Linked DNA regions of Homo sapiens: regions 2, 3, 4, 5, 6 and 7 are each linked to region 1. The links are chromatin contacts, found by Hi-C or POLR2A ChIA-PET in ENCODE. All regions are on one chromosome and are shown on one strand. The core of a region is the stretch at or near the end of the contact, and the rest is flanking DNA. Distances in the headings are between cores, read along the strand shown.

What was found. A loop is a pair of places that touch in the nucleus more often than their neighbours do. ChIA-PET counts read pairs that join two places held with the same protein, here RNA polymerase II (POLR2A). Pooled maps may share reads with other maps.
Region 2: a map of B cell shows a loop between it and region 1 (6-fold over the local background). The contact joins the promoter of GNAI2 here to the promoter of USP4 in region 1. A Hi-C loop is called at or near these places in 1 of 168 maps with a recorded cell type or tissue (B cell), 2 of 37 single-sample maps with no recorded cell type and 8 of 50 pooled maps. POLR2A ChIA-PET finds 5 or more read pairs at or near these places in 4 of 52 experiments (GM12878, activated B cell, activated T-cell and 1 more).
Region 3: a loop to region 1 is called in a pooled map, with 21 times the contacts of the local background. The contact joins the promoter of PFKFB4 here to the promoter of USP4 in region 1. A Hi-C loop is called at or near these places in 1 of 37 single-sample maps with no recorded cell type and 8 of 50 pooled maps.
Region 4: a loop to region 1 is called in a pooled map, with 7 times the contacts of the local background. The contact joins the promoter of RBM5 here to the promoter of USP4 in region 1. A Hi-C loop is called at or near these places in 5 of 50 pooled maps. POLR2A ChIA-PET finds 5 or more read pairs at or near these places in 2 of 52 experiments (CD4-positive, alpha-beta T cell and activated B cell).
Region 5: a map of naive thymus-derived CD4-positive, alpha-beta T cell shows a loop between it and region 1 (7-fold over the local background). The contact joins the promoter of SLC26A6 here to the promoter of USP4 in region 1. A Hi-C loop is called at or near these places in 1 of 168 maps with a recorded cell type or tissue (naive thymus-derived CD4-positive, alpha-beta T cell) and 6 of 50 pooled maps.
Region 6: a loop to region 1 is called in a map of naive thymus-derived CD4-positive, alpha-beta T cell, with 17 times the contacts of the local background. The contact joins the promoter of IP6K2 here to the promoter of USP4 in region 1. A Hi-C loop is called at or near these places in 1 of 168 maps with a recorded cell type or tissue (naive thymus-derived CD4-positive, alpha-beta T cell) and 8 of 50 pooled maps. POLR2A ChIA-PET finds 5 or more read pairs at or near these places in 4 of 52 experiments (CD4-positive, alpha-beta T cell, T-cell, activated CD4-positive, alpha-beta T cell and 1 more).
Region 7: a pooled map shows a loop between it and region 1 (17-fold over the local background). The contact joins the promoter of RBM6 here to the promoter of USP4 in region 1. A Hi-C loop is called at or near these places in 1 of 168 maps with a recorded cell type or tissue (breast epithelium), 4 of 37 single-sample maps with no recorded cell type and 9 of 50 pooled maps. POLR2A ChIA-PET finds 5 or more read pairs at or near these places in 5 of 52 experiments (CD4-positive, alpha-beta T cell, CD4-positive, alpha-beta memory T cell, OCI-LY7 and 2 more).

Annotation. Positions count from the first base shown.
Region 1 is chr3:49,338,447-49,342,075 of GRCh38, forward strand. USP4 (ubiquitin specific peptidase 4) reads right to left here and starts at 1,607. Exons shown (of 22, transcript NM_003363.4): 1 at 1,478-1,607. The coding sequence starts at 1,578. RefSeq lists a silencer at 1,548-1,737 and enhancers at 1,778-2,277, 1,908-2,077, 2,168-2,227.
Region 2 is chr3:50,234,187-50,237,815 of GRCh38, forward strand. GNAI2 (G protein subunit alpha i2) reads left to right here and starts at 2,018. Exons shown (of 9, transcript NM_002070.4): 1 at 2,018-2,267. The coding sequence starts at 2,150. RefSeq lists enhancers at 675-1,285, 1,286-1,896 and a silencer at 1,766-2,225.
Region 3 is chr3:48,554,844-48,558,472 of GRCh38, forward strand. It overlaps PFKFB4 (6-phosphofructo-2-kinase/fructose-2,6-biphosphatase 4), which reads right to left and starts at 1,960. Exons shown (of 14, transcript NM_004567.4): 1 at 1,838-1,960. The coding sequence starts at 1,934. RefSeq lists enhancers at 2,363-2,452, 2,583-2,672.
Region 4 is chr3:50,087,335-50,090,963 of GRCh38, forward strand. RBM5 (RNA binding motif protein 5) reads left to right here and starts at 1,585. Exons shown (of 25, transcript NM_005778.4): 1 at 1,585-1,695; 2 at 3,048-3,117. The coding sequence starts at 3,101. RefSeq lists enhancers at 1,442-2,033, 1,553-1,722, 1,763-1,872, 2,034-2,624.
Region 5 is chr3:48,633,645-48,637,273 of GRCh38, forward strand. SLC26A6 (solute carrier family 26 member 6) reads right to left here and starts at 1,817. Exons shown (of 21, transcript NM_022911.3): 1 at 1,727-1,817. The coding sequence starts at 1,749. It overlaps CELSR3 (cadherin EGF LAG seven-pass G-type receptor 3), which reads right to left. Exons shown (of 35, transcript NM_001407.3): 35 at 2,819-3,629. MIR6824 (microRNA 6824) reads right to left here and starts at 54; the gene lies at 1-54. RefSeq lists silencers at 1,256-1,355, 1,746-2,025.
Region 6 is chr3:48,715,330-48,718,958 of GRCh38, forward strand. IP6K2 (inositol hexakisphosphate kinase 2) reads right to left here and starts at 1,892. Exons shown (of 6, transcript NM_016291.4): 1 at 1,828-1,892.
Region 7 is chr3:49,938,190-49,941,818 of GRCh38, forward strand. RBM6 (RNA binding motif protein 6) reads left to right here and starts at 1,961. Exons shown (of 21, transcript NM_005777.3): 1 at 1,961-2,036. RefSeq lists enhancers at 1,591-2,113, 1,822-1,881, 1,912-1,961, 1,992-2,051, 2,114-2,635 and a silencer at 2,192-2,391.

The DNA of each region.
Region 1 (3,629 bases), core at 357-2,856:
TCTGGAATTCGAGACCAGCCTGACCAAAATGGAGAAACCCCGTCTCTACTAAAAATACAAAAAAAATTAGCCGGCCGTGGTGGCGCATGCCTGTAATCCTAGCTACTGGGGAGGCTGAGGCAGGAGAATCGCTTGAACATGGGAGGGGGAGGTTGCCGTGACCCGAGATCGCGCCATTGCCCTCCAGCATGGGCAACAAGAGCGAAATTCCTTCTCAAAAAAAAAAAAAAAAAGAAAAGAAAAGAAAAGAAAACACAAAAAAAGTACCTCTGTTTACCCTGCCTTTCACAAACTGGTTAGCTCAAGGTGAATACATAAGCTGTTATCTGTACTCCTCCTAACCCCAATTTTTCTATTCTCCTGCTCAATTCCTCGGCAGATCATCACCACAATGATTTCTTAAAGATAGGTAACACTCGGGCCGAGCACGGTGGCTCCCACCTGTAATCCCAGCACTTTGGGAGGCCGAGGCGGGTGGATCATAAGGTCAAGAGTTTGAGACCAGCCTACCCAACATGGTGAAACCCGGTCTCTACTAAAAATACAAAAAATTAGCTGGGTGTGGTGGCGTGAGCCTGTAATCCCAGCTACTCGGGAGGCTGAGGCAGGAGAATCGCTTGAACCCGGGAGGCGGAGGTTGCCGTGAGCCAAGATCACGCCACTGCACTCCAGCTTGGGCAACAAGAGTGAAACTCCATCTCAAAACAAAACAAAACAAACAAGATGGGTAACAATCATACTCGATGCAAAGTCTAGCCTTAGTTTTTCTACTCCTACACAATTACACCACCCAGGAATCTCTCCAGTAGTACAAAGTATTGTCCCCTCTACTAAACAATCTATTAAGATGCCTAATAACTCAGCCTGGGTCTTCTAAATTCTGGACCCTTCATCTTCTATCTAGCTCCAGGACCTAGGCTATCCTCCTCTCCCACTCCAAGACACTGCTGCCGCAAATATTTTTGACACTTGCTACCAAAATAATCGGGGTTCTCAGACATTTGTTCAGCTTCTGACCTTGACATCTGTTGGCAGTTTACAAGTTACAAAGTATCTACTTCTGATTTTCCCCTCAACCCACTGAGGTCGGTGAGCCAAATATTGCTATCCTGGTTTTAACAGTGAGGAATCCAGGTCTGTGACACCTTCGCCCAAGGTCACACGGCGAGTCCTCATGGTAAAGGGCTCTCCCCACCCTTAGGGTCCCCACCAACCTTCCCCTTCTCCACATCCCTCCTCCTGGCCCCCGCCGGGCCCGCCCCCTAGGGCTCCAAATGAACTGAGACGACACTCAGGCCCCGCCTGCGCTTTCCCAGAGCTGATCCTGGAGTTATTCTCCTGAGGGGCAGGTGTCAGGCTACTCTTCCAGGGTCACTACATACCATCCCCGCCCAGCCCCTACTCTAGCCGAGAAAAAGGAGGCCCCTTTTTCTCGGCCCCTGGTTCTGCATAGAGGAAGAGCGAGCCGGGAGCTCACCACTGCGCCCCGCGTTGGAGTGTGGTCCTCATTAAGGGTCCAAGCTCGGACTTCTGAGTCTCCGCATCCGGTCGCTCACGGCAGCCTCCACCTTCCGCCATCTCCTCCGCGGCCCCGGCCCAGCCGGCCCGGACATCCGCCCCGCGCGCGGCGTGCTATAGACCGCGCCCACGCACGCACGCTCGCGTGCCCGCCCCTGCCCCACCTCGAGCCGCGGCCTTCGGCTCCTGCAGCCGCTGTCTTTTCTCCCCTCCGCTCTCGCGCCACCTAGCTCACCGGCGAACAGTGGAGCGGAAAGGCACACGCGAGAGGGGTGGGCGGGGAGCAGCAGCTGCTACTTCCTCCCGCCCTGCCGCCCGCTACGCGGCCTTCGGGCGCCCCTTCCTCTGCTCAGGATGGCGCTACACTTCGAAGCTCTGTTCAGCCCGCCGATCTCAGGGAGTTAGGCAGCAAGCCCACGACCCATCGGGCACCCCAGCCTGGCCTTCGAGGTTATCGTGGTCCTAAATAAATGCAGGCCAGGTGCGAGAAGCCCGGTAGTTAGGTCTGCTCATTCTCACCCCTGCAATTCCGCTTTCAGCTGGAGGCCTTAGGCGAGTCAGCTGCCCAAACGTGGGATCGGGGCTCCTGCTCCAGCGGCCCTACAGGGATTTCGGGAAGTACCATGTGCACCAGCGCCTTGGGACCAAGACTCAATGGTGTGTTGTAGTCATTAACAGTCGCCTTAAACAGTCGACGCCAGAGCCACCTGGCCCACCGCAGAATTCCGTCAGCTCTTCATACTGAGCTACTTGCCAAGCAGCCACAGAGGGGCGATAGCAACAGGGGAAGGAGAGGTACTCCACATTAGTTACCCAGGCGTGTACTTAGTTCCTGGAACAAGATACAACGTCCTGAACACTATGTTTTCCAGTCGCCCCGCTCACACACACAACCCTCCTCTTGGAGGGAGAAGTAAACCCAGAGGAAAGAGGAAGTCAGGCAGTTGGTCTAGATGCGTCTCCATACACTTGTCTAACAGTCCTTGTCCTCAGAGAAAAATAAGACCTAGTTCCTGCCCTCATAGAATCTAGTAGAAAAGAAGAGATGTTACAGAAATAACCTCAATGCCTAGCAGTATGTGGTAAGTGCCATTAAAGTGTGTGAACCAGGCCGGGCGCGGTGGTTCAAGCCTGTCGTCCCAGCACTTTGGGAGGCTGAGGCGGAAGGATAGGTTCAGCCCAGGAGTTAGAGACCAACCTCGGCAACATAGCGAAATCCCGTCTCTACAAAAAAATACAAAAAATAGCCGGGCAGTGGCTCGCGTCTGTGGTCCCAGGTACTTGGGAGGCTGAGGTAGGAAGATCCCTTGAGCCCAGGAGGTCGAGGTTGCAGTGAGTCGAGATGGCGCCACTGCACTTGAGACTGGACGGCAAAGTGAGACCCTGTCTCAAAAAAAAAAAAATAAATACAAATAAAGGGTGTGAACCGGCCGGGCGCGGTGGCTCACACCTGTAATCCCAGCACTTTGGGAGGCCGAGGCAGGAGGATCACCTGAGGTCGGGCATTCGAGACCAGCCTGACCAACGTGGAGACCGAAATGTCTTAAAAAAAAAAAAAAAAAAAGACCGGGCGTCCGGCGCGGTGGTTCATGTTTGTAATCCTAGGACTTTGGGAGGCCGAGGCGGGCAGATCACGAGGTTAGGAGTTCGAGACCAGCGTGGCTAATATGGTGAAACCCCTTCTCTACTAAAAATACAAAAAAAAAAAAAAAAATTAGCCGTTAGTGGTGGCCCACACCTAGTCTCAGCTACTCGGGAGGCTAAGGCAGAAGAATCGCTTGAACCTGGGAGGCAGAGGTTGCAGTGAGCCGAGATTGCGCCACTGCACTCCAGCCTGGGCAACAGAGCAAGACCCCCTCTAAAAAAAAAAGGGGGTGTGAACCAAAGGCTGTAGAACGCCAGGCACAACCCCTGCTCTCATAGGAAGCCTTTGACTTGAGTAACATTTGAGTGTGGTATTGAAAAAAAATGCTGGCAGAATAAAGATGAGGATGCATGTTACAGGAGGGGAGACTCAAGGGACCAGAAGATAATTTCTGGAAAAGGCAGGACAGGATCAGAGAGTGGGGATTAGGCCAGTTGAGGCGGGCACTACAACGCTACAACAGCCT
Region 2 (3,629 bases), core at 768-3,267, 900 kb after region 1:
CTCCTGAGTAGCTGGTACTACAGGCGCCCGCCACCACGCCGGCTAATTTTTTGTATTTTTAGTACAAAATACACCGTGTTAGCCAGGATGGTCTCCATCTCCTGACCTCGTGATCTGCCGCCTCGGCCTCCCAGTACTGGGATTACAGGCGTGAGCCACCGTGCCCGGTCTTTTTTTTTTTTTTTGAAATGGAGTTTCACTCTTGCCCAGGCTAGAGTGCAATGGCATGATCTCAGCTCACTGCAACCTCCGCCTCCTGGGTTCAAGTGATTCTCCTGCCTCAGTCTCCCAAGTAGCTGGGATTACATGTGCCCACCACCACACCCCGCTAATTTTTTGTATTTTAGTAGAGACAGGGTTTCTCCATGTTGGTCAGGCTGGTCTCGAACTCCTGACCTCAAGAGATCTGCCTGCTTCAGCCTCCCAGAGTTGCTGGGATTATAGGCATGAGCAACCATGCCCAGCCAAAATGTGTACCAAGGTTCTAAGGAAGGGGTTTATGCTAAACACCGGGCTGTTGGTGGCAAGCACCCTGTCTTGCTTCAGGGGCCTTCCCTTTGGGCTGGGGCCTCCTAGCCTCATGGCACTGGGGTCACACAAAATGCCTTCGTGGTTAATTTTTGGCAGACCCTTCAAATGTCCAATCGAGGGTGGGGCTCTGGGCTGCTCCTGGAGCACAGGATCAGAAAGACTTGAAATGTTCAGCTAGAAACACTGCTGCTTCCACCCCACCTTTGCCTGGCCATAGGGTTGCAGCCATTGCCCAGTGGGGACAGGCCACAGGAGGGTGGGATGTGGGATCATGGCCACCTCCAGACGTGGACAGGCCATGGAAGAGACAGGTCATAAGATCATGGCCACTTTTGTTTCTAGAAGTCCAGTGGCAACTTCTTCCTCTTTCTTCCCTCCCAACCCCCTCACCCTGCCTGCCCGCCCTCCTCTCTTCCTCCCTCTCCACCCTCTCATCCTCTCTCCCTTTCTCCCTTGGGTCCTGATTGCCTGGTCCCAGATTGGAGTCCAGGATGGCTGCCTGCCGAAGAATGCCTCCCGGTAGATTGGGGAAGGATGGATATGAGAAGCCACCCAGCTAAAGGAGACAGCCTAGGCAAAGGTGTAAAGATGGAAACCAATTTTTTTTTTTTTTTTTGAGACGGAGTCTTGCTCTGTCGCCCAAGCTGGAGTGCAATGAATGGCGCGATCTCGGCTCACTGCAACCTCCGCCACCCGGGTTGAAGCAGTTCTCCCGCCTCAGCCTCCTGAGCAGGTGGGATTACAGGCGCCCACGACCACGCCCGGGTAATTTTTGTATTTTTAGTAGAGATGGGGTTTCACCATGTTGGCCAGGCTGGTCTAGAACTCCTGACCTCAAGTGATCTGCCCGCCTCGGCCTCCTAAAGTGCTGGGATTACTGGCGTGAGCCACTGCGCCCGGCCTTTTTTTTTCCTTTTTCGACTAGCTGCAACCCAGAGGGAGAAGGCGGTAAACCCGCCTTAAGACTGAGAAAACCGCAGTCCAGAAAGGCTCCCGAGTTCGTAGATCCCAAAACAAGTTTACTGGACTCATTAACTTTAACAAATGACAAAGACACGCCTCCTCCACCTAACTCGCCCAACTCGCAGAAGCTCAGAGGGCTGGTTCCTGCTCTGCCCTCGAGGGCACCGGATCCCCACCCTCGGGTTAACAGATCCGCCCTCCCGGCTGTCCAGCAACAGAGCTCCCGGCGCTCCGCACCCAATCACAGCCCGGTCCCGCCTGCAGCCCGCCCAGTGCCGGGTCCCGGGGTTTGGAACCACCCCTATTGCCTTTTCTCCGCGTGGCCCCGCCTGCAGCCCAGGCCCGAGCCTGGGCTGCGCCTAACTTCCCCCTTCGCTCCGCCCTCGAGCCAATCAACAGCCTCTAATCTCCTCTGGCCCCGCCTGCAAGCCCGCCCCGGCCCAGTCACAGGCTTGGTTCGCCCAGGCCCCACCCCCGGCCCGCCCCGCCGTCGGTGCGCGGCGGTAGGGAAGGCGCCTCCCGCAGTCGCTCGGAACTGCCGACCCGAGTGCTTCCCGCAGAGGGCTGGTGGTGGGAGCGGAGTGGGTCGGGCGGGGCCGAGCCGGGCCGTGGGCCGTGTGGGGGCCGGGCGGCGGCCGGGCCGGCGGACGGCGGGATGGGCTGCACCGTGAGCGCCGAGGACAAGGCGGCGGCCGAGCGCTCTAAGATGATCGACAAGAACCTGCGGGAGGACGGAGAGAAGGCGGCGCGGGAGGTGAAGTTGCTGCTGTTGGGTGAGGCCGCGTCCCGCACTGGGATCCTTGATTCCCAGCTCGAATCCCCAGACAAGGACTTTGACCTCCCAGACTAGGGCTTCAAACTCCCAGACCCGGGCTGTCTGGGACCCCACACCTGGGCCAGGACCAGGGTTGAAAACTCTAGATTGGACTAGACCTTTGATCCTGCCCAGACTCTAGACCAGACCCCTGTCTCATCCCAGACCCCAGACCTCCAAATCCAGTCAACAGTGCCCCAACACCCGCGGTCCAGTGCCCTGCTTGGCCATCCCCCCTTGCTAACTAGCTTCACAGAACTTCAGAGCCCCGCCATCCTTCCCTACACTTTGCCCAAACCCCCAGGATGCCCGCCACTTGTTCCCCAACCCTCAGGCTCCGCTTGTTTTCCTCACCTGCGCCTTTTATTCCTATTGGGCATGAGCATCCCGCGGGGCCCCTGCCAGGCCCCCCACCCACTCCCTCCTTCTCCTTCTGTGCCCCATCCCTAGTCTGGAATCTGTATCCTCCACCTGTGCACTCTGACCCAAGGAACCTCTCGAGTGGGAAACTGCTCTTGAGCCCCATCTCCAGCTGGAACCCCTTCAGCGAGCCCTGCTCCCTGCTTCCTGCCCTCCAGATCCTTCTCTGCAGGCATCACTCCCGAAACCCTCTGCTGATCCTCCCCTAAGTCCTCTTACACTCTGGCCTTCCCCAGATCCCTCCACCCTTCCTGCACCAAGTGGGCTGGGCTAGGAGGCGGGAGCCCTGGGTTGGAGAGGGCCTAGGCTGCCTTATGCAGAACCCCCACGGGGCTGGATTGAGGCTCCACTGGTCACGCTGGGGGAGGGGGCCAGGCCTCAGGCTTCCCAAGGAGGCTCTATGTTTTCCAGTTTCGAAGGCCAGTCTGGGAAGTAGGAGAGAGAGTGGAGGAGTTAGGGTTGTGGCCGCCTCCAAGGCCAGAAAAGATGGTGGCTGCTAGAGGAGTGGGGGGAAGTGGAAGTGGTGAGACAGCCGACATATTGCTGCCCCTGCGGGTGAGCCCAGGAGATCTGCTAGTAGGTGCTGGGCTGCCCACACCCCTTCTGGGCTGCAAGGCCTGGGATGTAGCCTCTGAGAGTTGGGGGGCTTGTTGGATCTTGGGACCCTGTGAAGGGGGATGGTGGACTAGCTGAATGAGGAGTTGAGGGGCCAGCTGGGGGTGGGCCAGGGTGCCTCTGAGCATCCCAGCTGGCCTTTTGCAAAGACGGTGGGCCTACTGGCTGTCCCCATCCAGCTTCCCACTGGAAGTAGGTGTGGTGCCCAGTGGCAGTCTAATTTTGATTTGGGGGTTTTAGAGTTGGGGGGAGGGAGGCCCTTGCAACAGCGCAGCACCGTTGTAGG
Region 3 (3,629 bases), core at 710-3,209, 780 kb before region 1:
GAATTCAAGACGAGCCTGGCCAACATGGTGAAACTCCATCCTACTAAAAATACAAAATTAGCCGGCCATGGTGGCGCATACCTGTAATCCCAGCAACTTGGAAGGCTGAGGCAGGAGAATTGCTTGAACCCAGGAGGTAGAGGTTGCAGTGAGCTGAGATAGGACCACTGCACTACAACCTGGGCAACAAGAGTGAAACTCCGTCTCAAAAAAAAAAAAAAAAAAAAAGTCCAGGTCCTCACTCCTTTCCCCTATGTAGTAATAGCAGCCACCCCCCTAAGTCAGGACCACACAGCCCTAATAACACAGACTGGCTCAGCCTCCCCGCCTCCAGAAGAGTCTCAAAGGAGGGGTGGCCATAGCCCTCAGGACTGAGTGTGCATTATAGACAGCACAGCCCCACCAGGACCTACATCACAATCAAAGCCATGAGTTACCACGACTTGGTCTGGTCAGAAACATGGCCTTCCCCTGCCAGGACTCACAGTGTGGCCAGAAATACACACACCCTTCCCCCAGGACTCATATCATGATCAAAGCCATGGCTCCAGGCTGCTGCAGCAGGATGAGCACAAAGAACTCTCCCCTTGCTTATCATACATAAGCAGAGGCAGGATCACAGGGAGACCCAGGCATGTCACTCAATCTCCTGATCTCCATTTCACTGTCTGTTAAACTAGATGTTCTCTGAGGTGCTGGACAAGCTGCAAATTCATTACAATGTTTCAGTTACTCCTAAAACAAATCTTTCTTTTCCTGGTAATAAAAAAGTTGCAGGCCAGGACCCACGCCTGTAATCTCAACACTTCGGAAGGCCGAGGCCAGAGGATCCACTTGAAGCCATGAGTTGGAGACCAGCCCAGACAACATAGCAAGACCCTGTCTCTACAAAAAAAAAGAAAAAAGAAAAAAAAAAGCTGGGTGTGGTGGCGCACCTATAATCCCAGCTAATCGGGAGGTTGAGGTGGGAGGATTGCTTGAGCCCAGAAGGTCGTGGCTGCAGTGAACTATGATCGCGCCACTGCACTTGCTCCAGCTTGGGCCACTGAGCGAGACTCATCTCTTAAAAAAAAAAAAAACTGCCAGCTCATTTAAGGACAGGCAGAAACTCAAGGAAGCGGTTTAAACACCTGGGACCCTAGGAGAGGTGAGCCCCTTAACAATTCCATGAATTTCAGCATTCTCCTAGCTGTTTCACTCTCCAGTTTTACTGTACACCCATGACCCCAGGTGGATACTTACATGTCCCGGGACACAGACACAGGCCCACACGGCATACTTTTCTGTCTCTATCCTGAGCACATCTCTGCTGAAGTTCCTGCCCAAGCTCAGCTTTAAGGCCAAGAGGCACCCTTCCTCCTGTTGGAAAACTAGCCCACCTTTGAAAGTTCTGGGCTCAGAGAGGCCAAGTAATTCACCTAGGGCCACACAGCTCAGTTCCAGTCCAACAACCCGGCCCACACTCCTTGGCCAGGAGAGAGGGAAGGGCCTGGGGTGCCCACAGGGTCCTCCCCAGACTGGGGGCGATGGGGATTGGAGAGGGAAGCGAGGGGGCCAGAGCCCTCCCCGAGGTGATGGTGGCCAGACCTAGCCACCGCCAAGCCGATATGCCCCCACACACCTGTCCCCGCCCCCTGCTCTGCCACACCTGTCTCTGGCCCACCACTGTCACGACCGCCTCACCTGTCCCCAGCAGCCTCCCCAGTCACGGCAACCTCACCTGTCCCCGGTTCCCCATCTGTCTCCCGCCCCTTCTCCATGCGAGACCCCCGCCCAGGCCGCCCTACCCACCCATCCCGGTGCACCTCCCACCTCCTCCCAGAGGACCCCGCCTCACCACCGCGCTGGCAAGCGTGCAGAGCGGGCCGCCCATTGCTGTATGGCATCCAGATCTTCTTCAGGGGGTTCTGTGTCAATTCCCGTGGGGACGCCATCCCGGGGCCGGGATGAGTCGGACTGCGCCGCTTCCAACCCAGCAGCCGGGCCACCTCGGGCCACCCGAGGTCCCGCCCCTTGGGCCCCGCCCCTCCTCAAGCCGCGACAGCCCATGTCTATCTTCCCGCAGGTCCCGCCCCAGAGTGAGTAGGCTCCGCCCCAGCTGAAAGGGGCCCGGCCTCCGACCACGCATGCCCAACTCACCTACCCGCCCGTTTTGGAACAAGTGGGCCCAGTTCTTCAGGCCAGGATCGAGAATGCGCATGCTCAACTCCGGATTGTACTGGTCCCGCCCCAGTTCAAGGCCCGGATTGTGCAGGCCCGCCCCGGATGCGCAAACTCAGCTCTCCCAACCTGCCCGCGCTGATTTGCATAGGCCCCACCTACGGGCTCCGCCCTGGCGCTGCATCCCTGAGCAGCGGCACGCGTGAATTCTGCTACCTCCTTGCTAGGGAGCCCAGGGCCCCCAGGAGGGAGGGGTTTTCATGCAGTGGGACGAGGCCTACGTGACCCGCACGGCCAGGTTGGTCAGAGCCGACAGGGGCCAGTAGGCCTGCAGTCCCAGCCGTCAACTCCGCTGCGCCCTCCTGCCCCTCCTCGGGGTCCCCCTTGACTGCTCCGAGCCCCGGGACTCTTCCGCCGTCCATAGGAGCATGCTCAACCACGCTGGAAAAGCTCTTTTACCTCATGGATAGAGACTCAAAACACATTTCAATATTGTTCCTCTTTCTTTGCTTTGGCTGCTGGGAGCAAATGCGTGGGACTTTTTTTTTTTGAGACGGAGTTTCGCTCCTGTTGCCCAGGCTGGAGTGCAATGGCGCTATCTTGGCTCACTGCAACCTCCGCCTCCCGGGTTCAAGGGATGCTCCTGCCTCGGGTTCCCAAGTAGCTGGGATTACAGGCGCCCACCACCACGCCCTGCTAATTTTTGTATTTTTAGTAGAGGCGGGATTTCACCACGTTGGCCGGGCTGGTCTCGAACTCCTGACCTCAGGTGATACGCCCTCCTCAGCCTTCCAAAGTGCTGGGATTACAGGCGTGAGCCACCGCGCCCGGCCGTGCGTGGCACTTAGTAACCAAGTACTTTGGGTACTCACTAAGCCCTGGGAGTATCTTAATCGTCTTTCCAGAATTTCATTTTTTACAATTTTTTTTTGATTTTTAGTATTTTGGTTTTTTTAACTAAAGTTTTACATATTTTTTGAAAATAATATGTTAATAACATTTTCTCTTCAGGAAAATGGGATGTGCACATTGTCTATCTTACAGTATTACAGTATAAATTAAGTATGTCAATCTCTAAGAAATTCATTTTAAAATACGTTATGGTTGCCTTTTACTATATTTGTATCTCCCTCTTGTCTTTGAAAATGCACTGGGGACAAGGAACAAGGGAGAGATCCAGAAGTTCCTAAACCCCTGGCTCACTTTCTTGTTTGGCCCCCACCGGACTCCTGCAGTTTCCCGCCTCCTCGGGATCCCCAGCCCCGCCTCTCCAAGCTTTGTACACTCTCTGCCCCAGCCCCCACCAACACGGCTTCAACCTGAGCCACACTGCCCTCTAGCGATGTCATCCACAACACCCCTGGCAGGTGCCCTGCATCCTCAGGTTCTCTCTGCCCAGTGTGTACCCAGCCAGGAGCCAGGTGTTGAGGGCATGGGACTGGCAACAAGACTGGCCTCGTGGGCTATAG
Region 4 (3,629 bases), core at 335-2,834, 750 kb after region 1:
ATTTTAATTTATTTTTTATTTTTATTTTTTTTTGAGATAGAGTCTTGCTGTGTTGCACAAGCTGGAGTGCGGTAGAGCAATCTCGGCTCACTGCAACCTCCGCCTCTTGGGTTCAAGCGATTCTCCTACCTCAGCCTCCCAAGTAGCTGGGATTATAGGTGTGCGCCACCACACCCAGCTAATTTTTGTATTTTTAGTAGAGACGGGGTTTAGCCATGTTGGCCAGGCTGGTCTCGAACTCCTGAGCTCAGCTGATCCACCTGCCTCGGCCTCCCACAGTGCTTGGATTACAGGCATGAGCCATCATGCCTGGCCCCTCCTTTTTATTTATTTATTTATTATTATTATTATTATTATTATTATTATTATTATTATTATTATTTTGAGACTGAGTCTTGCTCTGTCACCCAGGCTGGAGTGCAGTGGCACGATCTCAGCTCACTGCAACCTCTGCCTCCCTGGTTCAAGTGATTCTCCTGCCTCAGCCTCCCTAGTAGCTGGAACTACAGGTGCATGCCACCATGCCCGGCTAATTTTTGTATTTTTAGTAGAGACGCGGTTTCACCATATTGGTCAGGCTGGTCTTGAGCTCCTGACCTCGTGATCCACTTGCCTCGGCCTCCCAAAGTGCTGGGATTACAGGCGTGAGCCACTGCGTCCAGCCTTTTTTTTTTTTTTTTTTGAAACAGAGTCTCACTCTGTTGCCCAGGCTGGAGTGCAGTGGCGCAATCTCGGCTCACTGCAAGCTCCGCCTCCCGGGTTCACACCATTCTCCTGCCTCAGCCGCCCAAGTAGCTGGGACTACAGGCGCCCGCCACCATGCCCAGCTAATTTTTTTGTATTTTTAGTAGAGACGGGATTTCACCGTGTTAGCCAGGATGGTCTCGATCTCCTGACCTTGTGATCCGCCCGCCTTGGCCTCCCAAAGTGCTGGGATTACAGGAGTGAGCCACCGCGCCCAGCACCGGCCTCCTTTTTATTTTTTAGCGACAGTTTCTCGCATTGTCCCCAGGCTGGAGTGCTGTGACGAGATCACAGCTCACTGCAGCCTCGACCTCTTGGGCCCAAGCGAACCTCTCACCTCAGCTCCTGAGTAGCTGGGACAAGAGGTGCACGCCACCATGCTCAGTTAATTTTATTTTTTGTAGAGATAGGATCTCACTGTGTTTCCCAGGCTGGTCTCGAACTCCTGGCCTCAAGCGATCCTCCTGCCTCGGCCTCCCAAAATGCTGGCTTGTGAGTGAGCCACCACTTCACGCACGGTCTCCTTTTGAAGTAGAATTAGACAATGTTTTACACCGTGCCAGTGAAAGCAAACTGTACTCTCTACGGCGCTAGTAGCAAAAGCAAAGAATTATTAACATGCCTAATAGGAGCCCTAAAAACTAATCCAGGTCTGCAAAAGCCGATCGACAACTCTGTAGTGATTTAGAAGAGAATTGCAAGACATTAACACAGAGCGTCCTAAGTGACAGGATGGTCTGGCGACCACATTTCCCGGCAGCCCTCGCACAGCCAGGCCGCTTCGAGGATTGGACTTCTCCGCAGGAGGCGGGTGACAGGGGGAGGGGATAAGCGTGAGGTACTGTGGGTAGGAGACGGCCGTCGGCGGAGGCGCCATTTTGTGTAGCCGCCGAACCTTGTTGGAGGTTCTGGGGCGCAGAACCGCTACTGCTGCTTCGGTCTCTCCTTGGGGTAAGTGCGGCGGCTGTCTGTAACGACGGTAGGTTCTTGCCATTTGGGCTGGCCCCCAAGCCTCCCTTGTCAGCTGCCGGAGGCGACTGATCAGCTCCAGCCGGTTCTGTAGAGGGGCTAAATTACCCCAGGCGTTGGAGGGCCGCGCCCTTCCTTGTTGCCAGCTCTGTCAGTTTCCAGAGGGTGTCCAGCCAGCTCAGCCTTGGGCCTGCTTCTTTCTGGCTGTGACTTTGCCCCTTGTGGATACACGTCCCCTAATCTTCAGCCCAACGGAGCAGTGGAGCCGTCGCCTGTCCCTCGGGCACTCCTTGGGAGCTCCCTGGCAGTCTCTGGCCGCCATCCCCCGCTCAACTGCAACTGAATCGCCCTCTCCGAAAAGCTGTTCGGTGATCGCCCATCTGCGGGTTTGGAACCTCTTGGGAGGCGGGAGGGGCATGTGCGGGGAGGGCAGGCCGGACGCTGGAGTCGGTCGAGCAGGCCGTGACGCCGCCATCTCGGCCGCGAGACCCCACGGAGGTGGGTGCCGGCACCGCCCGGGAGACAAGGGGCGGCACCAGTGAATATGCCCCGGGACTTGTTTCCCCCCAGTGGTTCTTTTTCATTTATTAATTTCAACAAATCGTTGAGCATTCGCTCTAGACTAGGCTTCCAGAGACTACTGGAACTGATTTTTCGGACCTCGCGCTCATCGAACGCGGTCCAGCAGTGTGATGTCTTATTACCAACGGGGGGCGGGGGGCCGGGCTGTTCACTACTCAGTGGTTTGTAGTCATAAGAACTGGCTCAAGACGTGGTGGTTATTGTTACCTAGGAATTAGGTCGTTTCTAGCTTTGCTCTTGTCTTATGCGATACGTTATTAATGTAGTAGATTTCAGTCAGCTCAGTATCCCAGCTTCTACGAGGTTTTACATTTTTCATCAGAAGTGTTTGAATTTCATGTTGCTCCTTGTATTAATGAAGACACTTGGATTAATGTTTTAACGGTCAACTATCCCACGGAGTTGCTTTGATACAAAACCAAGGAGCTGATTGTAGCTCTGCCCTTTTTGCTTTGTAATTCTAAGGTAGGAGCAGGGAAGGAGTCTTCTGCTTGCTCCGTATTATGATTCTGTTAAATCTGGAATCTAATATTTTAAAATATGCTTAATCTTCCGGTTTTGCTCATTGTTAACAAAATGTTAGCACGATTTTAACGTTGACAGTTTGTCCCCACCACTTCCCCACCTTAGATAATCACTGTCAATGATTTGAAGGTTTGATGAAATCCCAGCCTCAGTAGTATCCAAGCTATGGAGCTGCTGACTTAAGTGATCTCTGAGATTTATAGCAATTAATCTCTCTTGTCTCCTAGAAAAAATAAAATTTGAACCTTTTGGAGCTGTGTGCTAAATCTTCAGTGGGACAATGGGTTCAGACAAAAGGTAAGTTACTACAGTACGTGGCTTTGATCTCAACATTTCAGTGGGGACTGAACTCCTTGTTTAAAATAGTTTATCAAACTAATATATGAGTGTTTTGCGCCAGGCATTGCTAACGAACACCTTTATGATCCTGTTGTCACAAACTACAGTCTAGTGAGAGAATTAAAGTACTGTGTGAACATGCTGTGATAAAGTGTAGGGTGCTCTTAGAACACATAGGAAGTATGTCTTTTTCTTGTTCACAGCCAGGAAAGCTTCCTGGAGAAAATATTCTCTGGAAGGAAGCTGAAGGATAAGAAAGAATTTTAGGCAAAGAAGGGCAGGGTAGAGTGGGTCACTGAAGGTTCCCTGTGTGGACAGCAACCTTTGCAGAATCCAGGAGATCATACAGTCTGGCACTTAGCACAGTTCCTGGCTGTGGTAAGCAATCAATGAATGCCATTTCTTGTTATTGTTCCCTGAATAGCAAGATGATCCAGACTTAGAGAGCTGAGAAGCTTGGGACTGTGTGT
Region 5 (3,629 bases), core at 567-3,066, 700 kb before region 1:
CAAGACCAGAGAGACACAGTGAAGGCATCCCTGGCCCAACCTCCCCTACACCTCCACCTAGGACCAGAGAGTTACCTACCTGATTTTTCCAGGCCCTAAGATCAAGGTACAGTATTCCAGCCCCCAGCTGGCATCTGTGGGCCACATGTCCAAACTCAGACAGGGGCAGTACCTGAACTTTGGCTGGTGAGAAAGCCTCTTTCTAGGACAAAGTCCCCCAAGTAGGGACTGCAGGATGAGCACTAGCTATACCTCCAGCCGAGATGTGGCAGCCCAGTGCTGAGTGTTCTACCAGTCCAGGTCCCAGGCTGCTCCCTCCCCCACCCAGTCCCTCTCCAGTCCCCAGGTCCTCCTCCAGCTGCCCCGGGAGCCCACTGCTGGCTGAGAGCACACTCAGGGAAGGGGTCCAGCAAACCAGGGGTCCAGCTCCTCAAGCAACTCCTTTCCCAAGCCTCAGGCCTCAGATGAGACCCTCCCCTCTAAGGGAAGGAAAGTGTTGGAGCCAAGCTTGCCCCTGGGCCTCCAGCCCCAGGGTCCAGGTTGTAGACGGCTCAGGCCTGTTATGGGGAAGCCAAGGACTGGCTCTCACCTGAGAAGGAGCTTGCTCTTGGAGTGGCAATCTCTCACCTAGAGGGAGAGGCTCCCACATGGAAAGGGAAGTACCCACTTGAAGTGGGGGAAAGAGCTCACCTGGGAATAGAAGCTTTCAAGGGGAATCTCACCTAGAGGGATCTCTGACCTACCAGGGAATCTTTATCAGCCTGGCAAGTTCTGATACAGGGGGAATCTTCCCTCTGCCCAGAGGCACCTACTTGAAGTCAGAGAAAGATCTCACATGGGAAGAAAAGACCTAGAGGGAGAGGGTTCTCACCTGGGGGGTACTCTCCCATAGAGAAAGCTCTGACCTCGGGCGAGGCTCCCACGTGGAATGGGGAAAAGCTGTCACCTGGGAATAGATCTCACAGAAGGATCTTACCTGGGGGAAAACTCTAGCCTGTTGGGGAAGCTTTCACCAGTCAGGAAAGTTCTGATCTAGGAAAAGCCCTGACCTGGGGAGAGGATCCCATTTGAGGGACAGGAACTCACCTGGGAAGCGCCTCTAACCTGGCTGTACTGTTGGAGGAGTGTGGAGTGGGTGCAAGGAAGATCCTCAGAGACTCTTGGGACCGCTATCTCAAGGAGATCGTAGAGCCCCCTCTCCTTTCCTACGTGAGTCACTCAGGTCTTCTTAAAGGGCTCCCTCCCCCGACAACTTGGGACCCGCGTTTGGAGGGCGGAGCCTTGATCATTGGCCCCTCCCTGTAGGAAGGCAACTGGGGCCAGAAAGGCCGGAGCGCTCACTCCGGGATCAGTGGAGCTGGGTGGACTCGGGACTCAGCTGAAAGCAGCTAGTCCACGGGCCGCTGCCAGGGACTCCCGTGCCCCACGCACCCCCGCCGGCACATCTCCTGGCCGGGCTCCTCCGCACGCAGCTGCCTCCCTGTGGCCCGGGATGGCCCTCGGGCGTCACACCAGCGGCTTTCCGCACAGCCCAAGGGACTGGGGTCGCGCCGGCTCCCGCCCCCACCCCTTGCTGCAGAGGGGCAGCCGCCTGCAGAAAATCAGCAGAGGTAAACCGAGGCGTCGCAAGCGGAGAATGCCTGCTCCAGCGAGGCGTCGCAAGCGGAGAATGCCTGCTCCAGCGAGGCGCTCGCGCGGGGCCACCGGGAATGTGCGCTGAACTCACCCCGACGCATCCGCCAGCCCCATGGCTCGCAAGTTGTCCGGTGCGGGCTGCTCCTGCTGCTCGAGCTAGAGGCCGCTACGCTCCGGAAGGCGGCGCCGGGACCGGGTGAGGCCAGCTGCGCTCTCCCGGGGGCTAATCCCGGGGCAGGACGGGGAGGCTTGGGCCAATCAGCGCGCTGGGGCGGGGCCTAAGTGGCGCGCGCCGGGCGGGGAGAGACTGGAGAAGGAGGATTTAACCGCTTCCTCCCCGGCGACCTGGCCTATGAGGCCTCTCGCTGCTCGCCCGGCCCTCTGCCCGGAGCTGGATGGGACTGCAGAACTGGAACTAAGCACCCGCGCCGGGCTGGCCGCAGTCGCGCCCCCAGGCCCTGAGTAGGTTGGAGCTGATCCCAGGTCCTGGCTCGGCGGAAGGTGCTCACGGAGTGGGAAAAGGAAACTCCACTGGCCGGTGACCCCAGCCTTAACTCGTAGGGGATCCAGGTCTGTGGGGCCTCTCTTGCCTTCAGCTGAGAGCGCCACCCGCAGGCTTTCTGCGACTACGCATCTCTTTGAGACCCGGAGCCAACGGTCCCCAAGTCCTCCCCTTTAACTCTGGCCACCCAGGCCAGAAATGGTTGGAGGATCCCCTCCGCTGCACTAAGCACAGCCCGGACGTAGCTCCCAGAAGGTTACTGCGCGGGCCGCCGAGGAGAATGGTGGGGGTCAGTGCTGTTGGGTGGGCGTCAGTGCTGTTGGGTGGGCAAGGCAGGAACTGCAAGAGCAGTTCCTCAGGTTGGTTTCACCGCAGGTGAGGGCAAAAAATGCCGGGTCAGGGCTGCAGACCCTGAAGAATTAGGAAGTCCTGTTGCCGTTGCCTTGACCAGCGGGGAGGTTTTCCTTAGCACCTTATTTTCAGCACCTGTGCTCCAACATCAGGCCCCAATTACAAAGTGAGGGGCCAGATTTCAAGGTGAAAGAGATCTGCCATGAAATGGGCTAAAAATAGCTGGATATTCTTGGGAGGGGCTCAGATTCCTCCCAAAGGTCAGTCTGGCTTGAATCATTCACAGCTTCCATCCTACCTCCCCAGCCCCCAACAGGAAAAGGCAACAACTGTTTTCTATAGAAGTTTATTCCCAAAACAGAGCGCGGCTTCACGGAACAATTTACACAGACAGGAAAGAGGGCCGCTGGGCTGGAGGAGGGGAACCCCAGAGAGGGGCATCTACGAAACCTAGGACATAGTAAAGACACCCTCCCACCCCCAGCAGGCCACTCAGCCCTTCAAGAGCTGGGGTCCTTCTCGGTAAGGAGAGTTTGGGTCCTGGCTGGTGGGATTTAGCTCCAGTCAGGGAAGTAGAATTTCTAATCTCCCAGGAAGCTGCTTCCCAAGAGTATGCATGGGGTGGTGGGTGAGGAGGTGTCTGCACAGACCACCCCCCAGCCCTGCACAGCCACTCTCCCCCGTGGTTAGAGGACGCCTACTCTCAAGGTCTTCTGGATCTGCTGTTAAACGGGACTCAAGGCTGACCTTCGGCCTGGGAGACCTGGGGGTTAGAAAACCCCTCAAGATGGCCAGGTCAGGGTCCTCACAGGTGGGTCCTCCAAGTCCCTCTCCCACTTTCCCTACCTTTCACTTGGAAACAAAGGAAAAAAAATTATCTACTGTAAACAAAGTGTAAAACTCAAAGTTTTGAGTTGTAAACAAAGTAAAAACATTTTTTGAATCTGGACTTGTAAACAGTAACAAAATTTTAAAGTCTTCAGTTCTGGACAGCAGACAAAATAGCAAAAGTAAGAGTTTTGTGAACAGGGTCGTAACAGTCATTTTTCCCTTTTTAAGGGAATAAAGGAGGAGTGGAACGGAGTCACTTCCTGCAGCCCAGGTGCCTAGGGCCACGGAGGATCCTGTAAACATAGGAGGC
Region 6 (3,629 bases), core at 642-3,141, 620 kb before region 1:
TCAGGGAGGTTCAGGCTCATCCCTGTTGCCTAGATACCAGTGACATCTCAGGAGCTTACAGAAGGCTCTGGCATCCCTCTTGGAAGGGAGACTGGCAAAGGTTCATCAGTCAGTGGTTGCTCCTTCTTTCCTGGCACATTCCACTGCTCAGACAGATACAGGGCTAGCATACAGTGTACCTGTCTGTCACCTAGGAAGCTTTGAAACACAAAAGAAATCTATTATATCTGTTACACTGATTTCTAGATCTCCCAGGTCCCTGCCTTGCTCCCTCCCTACCCAGGCCCTGCATAAAAAACAAACCAAACAAACAAAAAGCTAGTTTCTACAATTGTATTAACTCTAGTCAGTGTTCTTATCCATTTCATTTCTTTCTCTCTCTCTCTTTTTTTTTTTTTTTTTGTAGAGACAGGGTGTTGCTATGTTGCCCAGGTTGATCTTGAACTGCTGGGCTCAAGTGATTCTCCATTTGATTTCTAACAATGCCTGTGAATTCTAAAGTCACAAAGCAGGTAAATCTATCGAAATGACAATGTCAGACAAGACCACAGAAAATAGAAAAAAAATTTTAAATGACAGTTAACAGTTTAACTTTTTCTCAAAAAAAAAAAAAGTTACTAGGCCATCAATTTGCCTATTATGTCAAATGTGATAAAGTATTCATTTGGCCCTTTCTAACTCTGATAGTGGCTAAAGTTAAAACAACACCCTGAAGCTTCTCTTTAAATACTTAACACCCAAGTTACACGATGCAATTATACAAACCCCACAGCAACAACCTATATAAATAAGCATCTTAGTTCACTTAAAATATTACCTGGCTACAACTGCAAATACAGCAAACATTTTAAACACTAGAATTCAACAAAATTACTGTAATCATGGTCCTCTATTAAAAATATCATAGAACCGATGATCTACAACATTTTTGTTACCACGTTCCAAAGTGCCAGTACTTTTTCTTAAAACTATTCAAGATGATTTTTTGTTCTGTGTACATTCTGCTACGGAAATGTTTAATTCCAAGCAGTGACTAGTTCTGTTTTCCCTGGTATTTAAGAGCACTGGATTTTACTGGTTTCTACATTTTATTTTCACTCACTTTTCTGCTAGTGTAGCTTAGTTGATATATGAGAACGAATACAATCCTAAAATGAAATAAGCCATTAGGATGCAAAAGACAAAAGCGGTCTGTAATCAAACGTAAAGAGTGGAAATATCACTATAAAGGTGTCCTCTTATCCATTTAAAGGCATTTTTTCTATAATAAGGTTAAGTGTGTAGATTCCCTCATCGAACACCATCTGACGGGCCCAAATGGCATTCAACACTCAAAATGGCTGCACATCTGCCGACCCCAGGTAACAGTACCTGAGGCGCTGAGCTGACTCCCTATCCAAAGATCCGGGAAGACCCCTCCACCCGCCAAATATCTGGGGAGATCGTGGCCGCCAATGACCTGGGGAGACCCCTCAATGACACCGTAGATCTTGCGCTTCCCAAGACCCGGGGAGATCTCAATGACCAGGAAAGATCCTGCCCTCCCCCAAACCCGGGAGACCCCCTCCAATGACCGGGGAGGATGCTGGACCCCCAAAACCACGGAAATCCCTCCCCCAATGATCAGAAGAAAAACCCTCCTCCCAAATGACCCAGGGAAATCGAATCCACAGGGACCCCGGGAGATTTCCCCCACAATGACCACGGAAGAAGTCTTTCCCAAATAACCTGGGAGACTCCAATGATCAGAGATCCCGTTTCCCAGTAGCCTGAAAAAATCTCCCTCAAAGCTCCTCGGGCACTAGGGCCATAGGACGCGAGCTTTACCTGCCGCCTCAGCCGGGTTCCTCGGCGTTTCCGTCCTATTGTTTCTCTCGCACCAAAATGGCTGCGGCCAGGCCGAGCCCCGCCCCCTGCACCTCGCTCCCGGTGCCCCTCACTATTGGCTCGTCCTAGGAGCTGCGCACGCGGACTGGACAGCCTGAAAGGCGCTGTTGCTAGGGTGCCAGGATTCGCTGCAGCAGCTTCCGGAAAAGGCGGTGACTGGGGGCGGGGCCAGAGAGGGCGGAGCATTGTCCTCCGTCTGGGAGGGTGGGCCGGAGGTCTGACGGGCGGTTGGGTGGATAGACTAGCTGCGGGCCGATGGACAGCAGGATACCTGGGAAACAGATGGATTGACCAACAGTCTTGGTTTGTTCAGTAGTGAGCGATTTCGCAGGATGCAGGAATTTCAATGCTAACACAGAGACAGTCCACTACAAACTGGGAAGTTGGTCACTCTAGCAGATGGACAGAAGACTGGATGTGAATAGACGGAAAGAGGGACAAAAGAGTGCCTGTAGACGGTGGACAAAGAAATGGTTATAGATACAGACAGACAGATTATTAGATATGGAAGGGTGGACAGAGAAGTGGCCATAGAGTTTTCTGGGGACTGGTGGATGACCCAGTGCCCAACCCAGCTCCCACCAAGCACCACACCACAGGGCTTGTCTGAGGCTCATTTGTCTTGGGCCTGTGTTGGACAGAAGGGCTCTCACCTGAGTGAATGTCAGCATAGCTGTGAAAGGCAAAGGAGAGGGTTAGTGCCACTGAGAATGGGCAGAGCCTCCTACCTGATCTCTGCTCTTTCTGTAAAGGAGAACAATGTTGCAGCCCTGTGTACTGGGCATTTGCAAAGGTGTAAATTCACTCATACACTTTTTAATTCAACAAGTATTTATTAAGCACTTACACTCGGTATTGGAAATACAGCAGTGAACAAAAAAGGAAAATAAATAAATATCCCTGACCTTATAACAGTGGATAGGAGAGACTTCTGTGAGCAGCTCCTCTCACCTTAGCATGTGGTTTCCAGGGCTCCATGTCCTCCTGGTTTCCTCCAGTCTCACCAGTTTCTCATCTGTGTGTTTTCTCTTTGTCTACACTCACTCTTCCAAAATCTTATCCAGGCTCATGACTTCAAATGCCACCTACATGTCAATCACTCCTAAAAGTGTTTGTCCAGTCCAGACCCTTCCTGAGTGGCAGATTCACTAGTCCCACTGTCAACTAGACATCTGCACTCTGACTTCCAGTTGCTGGCATCTCAAACGCAACTTGTGCTACCCTAACACTGGCTCATCCGCCAAACCTACTTCACCCCACTTTCCCCAAATTGAGTGATAGCATCTCAGCCCTTCTTATTGCTCAAGTCAAACACCTCAAAGTACCCCTTGACTACTCTCTTTCCCATCTATATTCAGTGCACCAGGAAGGTCTGCTGTCTCCATCAGCATCATCTACCCAGAATGAAATCACTTCTTGCCACCTCCATACCTTTCACTGAGTCCAAACTGCCACCATTTCTCTTGAGTGCAATGTCACAGCTGCCTCCTGGTCTCCTCTTGCTGCCCCTGATGCCTTCAGTCTGTTCTGCACACATCAGCCTGTGAATACATGAGTCAGATCCTCCCATTCCCTGCTCAGAACCCTGGAGTACTTCCTCCCCAAGGGAAAACCAGAGACATCAGGACCTTCATAATTCCCTATCACCCCCCCGACTGTATCTCCCCGGCCAGCTTTTGGCCTTGCTGCTCAATCTCCCAGTGTTCCTCACACATCACACCCCATGCACTCTCCTGCACAGT
Region 7 (3,629 bases), core at 711-3,210, 600 kb after region 1:
TTTTTGTATTTTTAGTAGAGACAGGGTTTCACCGTGTTAGCCAGGATGGTCTCGATCTCCTGACTTCGTGATCCGCCCGCCGCGGCCTCCCAAAGTGCTGGGATTACAAGCGTGAGCCACTGCGCCCAACCTCTTTCTTTTTCTTTTTTGAGACGGAGTCTTGCTCTGTTGTGAGGCTGGAGTGCAGTGGCGCGATCTCGGCTCACGGCAACATCCGCCTCCCGGGTTCAAGCAATTCTCTGCCTCAGCCTCCTGAGTAGCTGAGATTACAGGCATGCGCCACCACGCCCGGGTAATTTTTGTATTTTTAGTAGAGACGGGGTTTCACCATCTTGGCCAGACTGGTCTTGAACTCCTGACCTCGTGATCCACCCGCCTCGGCCTCCCAAAGTGCTAGGATTACAAGCGTGAGGCACTGCGCCCGGCCTCTTTCTTTCTTTCCTTTTTTCTGAGACGGAGTCTTGCTCTATTGTCCAGGCTGGAGTGCAGTGACACAGTCTAGGCTCACTGCAATCTCTGCCTCCCGGGTTTAAGTGATTCTCCTGCCTCAGCCTCCCGAGTAGCTGGGATTACAGGCGCCTGCCACCAAGCCCGGGTAATTTTTTTTTTTTTTTGCGACAGTCTCCCTCTGTCGCCTAGGCTGGAGTGCAGTGGCGCTATCTCGACTCACTGCAAGCTCCGCCTCCCGGGTTCACGTCATTCTCCTGCCTCAGCCTCCTGAGTAGCTGGGACTACAGGTGCCCGCCACCACGCTCCACTAATTTTTTGTGTTTTTAGTAGAGACAGGGTTTCATCGTGTTAGCCAGGATGGTCTTGATCTCCTGACCTCGTGATCCACCCGCCTCGGCCTCCCACAGTGCTGGGATTACAGTCGTGAGCCACTGCGCCCAACTTCTTTCTTTCTTTCTTTCTTTTGAGACGGAGTCTTGCGCTGTTGCCAGGCAACAGTGCAGTGGCGCGATCTCGGCTCACTGCAACCTGTGCTTCCCGGGTTCAAGCAATTCTCTGCCTCAGCCTCCTGAGTAGCTGGGATTACAGGCATGCGCCACCACGCCTGGCTACTTTTTGTATTTTTAGTAGCGATGGGGTTTCACTATCTTGGCCAGGCTGGTCTTGAACTCCTGACCTCGTGATCCACCCACCTCGGCCTCCCAAAGTGCTAGGATTACAAGCATGAGCCACTGCGCCCGGCCTTTTTCTTTCTTTCTTTTTTTCTGAGGTGGAGTCTTGCTCTATTGTCCAGGCTGGAGTGCAGTGGCACAGTGTCGGCTCACTGCAACCTCTGCCTCTGCCTCCCGGGTTTAAGTGATTCTCCTGCCTCAGCCTCCCGAGTAGCTGGGATTACAGGCACCTGCCACCAAGCCCGGGTAATTTTTGTATTTTTGGTAGAGATGGGGTTTCACCATGTTGGCCAGGCTGGTCTAGAACTCCTGACCTCAGGTGGTCCACTCGCCGCGGCCTACCAAAGTGCTGGGATTACAGGCGTGAGCCACCGCGCCCCGCCAACCAGCTGGAGATGGCTTAAACTTACTCCCGAAGAAGCTCCCTTCCATTTCTCTCACACTAACGGACAATAAGGAGGCCTCGAGCTAGGCAGGCCAGGGCCGTACCCGAGCTGCTGGCAGGGAGCAAACCTCAGGAAAGTCAAGCCACCAAAAAACTGTAAGCCTCAATCAACTGAGAGGAAAGCACAAGAGGACCAGGTGTCACAGGGCAGAGGCCAAACCACAACTCCCAGCAGGTCACGCGGAGTAGGGCGGGTAAGCGCGCCTTCTTATTGGATGGCGATGGACAGCGTGCTCTTACGACCCACCCCAGAAGGCAAGTCCCCTGCGCGCGGGGCACGGCGGGAGTAAGAGTCTGCGGGACCGGCAGCTGTACTTCATCTCCCAGCGGGCCGAGCGCTGAAGGCAGCGGCGCGGCGCCTTTGTGGTAGCAGTGGCCCCGCGCGGAGGAAGTTCCGGTGTCCGCGGCGCTGGGTCGGTGGCGGAGGCTGAGGAGAAGGAGGAGCGGGCCGTGGAGGCTTCGCCGCCTAGGTAAGGGCCCGGGACTGGAGGGGAGGCGTGCCAGAGCCTGCCAGGGAATAGCCAGCAGACAGGCCCGCTCTAGACATCGCAGGCCCGCGCAGCCTGAAAGCTGTGGCTTCAGTGTCGCGGGGCGGCTGCGGCCTCGCTCGGGAAGAAGACCAAGCAACGGTGAGATGAGGGAGGCGCCGCCCGTGGCAGGAACGCCCCGGAACCGTCGCGGGCCTGGGGCGGGGCCCGGCGCGGCAGTAGATTACCGGTCCCGCCGCGGAGCGGCCAGCTGTGAGGCTGGGGCCGGCGCGTGGTTGCGGCTCTGTGCTCCTACTCTTCGGAGCTGTAAGCGGGCTGTTCTTGCGGTTTTCCTGTTTCAGATCCAATTCTGTGGCATCACTAGGAAGGGAGCTCTTGTGCTTAGCACGTAGCCTCGTCCTCAGACTTGGACAGACACAAGGGAGGCTCCGCTGGACCGGAGGGCACAAGAGCTCCGAGCCCGGTCGTCGGGGCGGTAGAACCTGGAAGCGGGAGAGTGGTCTGGTGGGTTCTGCGCCCGTTAGGCAATGAAGGAGAAGGATGTTTTATCGTATTCACGCTTTAGATTCCATTAGCGGTGTAAATAGATGTTTTTCTCTTTATTTTAGAATTGACGTTAGGCGAATGGGTTCAACTTTGGGAATGCCTTTTTTTTTTTTTTTTTTTTGAAGGAAGGGCCCTGTTTCGTAGGGTACATAAACCGTGAGCGTAATTGTATTTTTTGCATATTCCAGGTTTGCTTGTGAAGGTCAGAGTAGCCGGATTTAAGTGAAGGAGTTCAGTAGACATGCAGACATGGTCACCTGGTTCATTTTCTGAACCCTGGATTGTGCCCTCGGCTTGCTAGTTTCCACCTTCCTATTGAGAAATGCCACCAGCGTGAATGATTTAAATATGTCACCATTACTGAATTTGTGAGGTCTCTAACGAGAGGTGTCAAGAGCTGGTGCGTGATGGTAGGACTGGCAGTGAAGAAAGTAACTAAATAATATGTTACCATTTTGGTGAAACACAAAAGTTGAATTTGAACCTTGTCTCAGAAACTAGCATCTAACTAGATACCTAACCTGCAGGACAGGTCCCAGGTCTCTCTGGATAGTTGTAGCACCTTTCCTTATAGAATTCTATTACCAGGCCGAGCCTGGTGGCTCACACCTGTAATCCCAGCACTTTGGGAGGCTGAGGTGGGGAGTTCGAGACCAGCCTGACTAACATGGAGAAACCGCGTCTCTACTAAAAGTACAAAATTAGCCGGGCATGGTGGCACATGCCTGTAATCCCAGCTACTTGGGAGGCTGAGGCAGGAGAATCGCTTGAACCTGGGAGGCGGAGGTTGCGGTGAGCTGAGATTGCTCCATTGCACTCCAGCCTGGGCCACAAGAGTGAAACTCTGTCTCAAAAAAAAAAAAAAAAAAAAAAAAAAAAAACCCGCAAAACTCAACAAAAACCAACATAGTAGAGGCAGCGTTTCGCCTTATGCCCAGCTAATTTTTTGTATTTTTTTAGTAGAGGCGGAGTTTCGCTATGTTGGCCAGGCTGGTCTTGAACTACTGACCTCAGGTGATCCACCTGCCT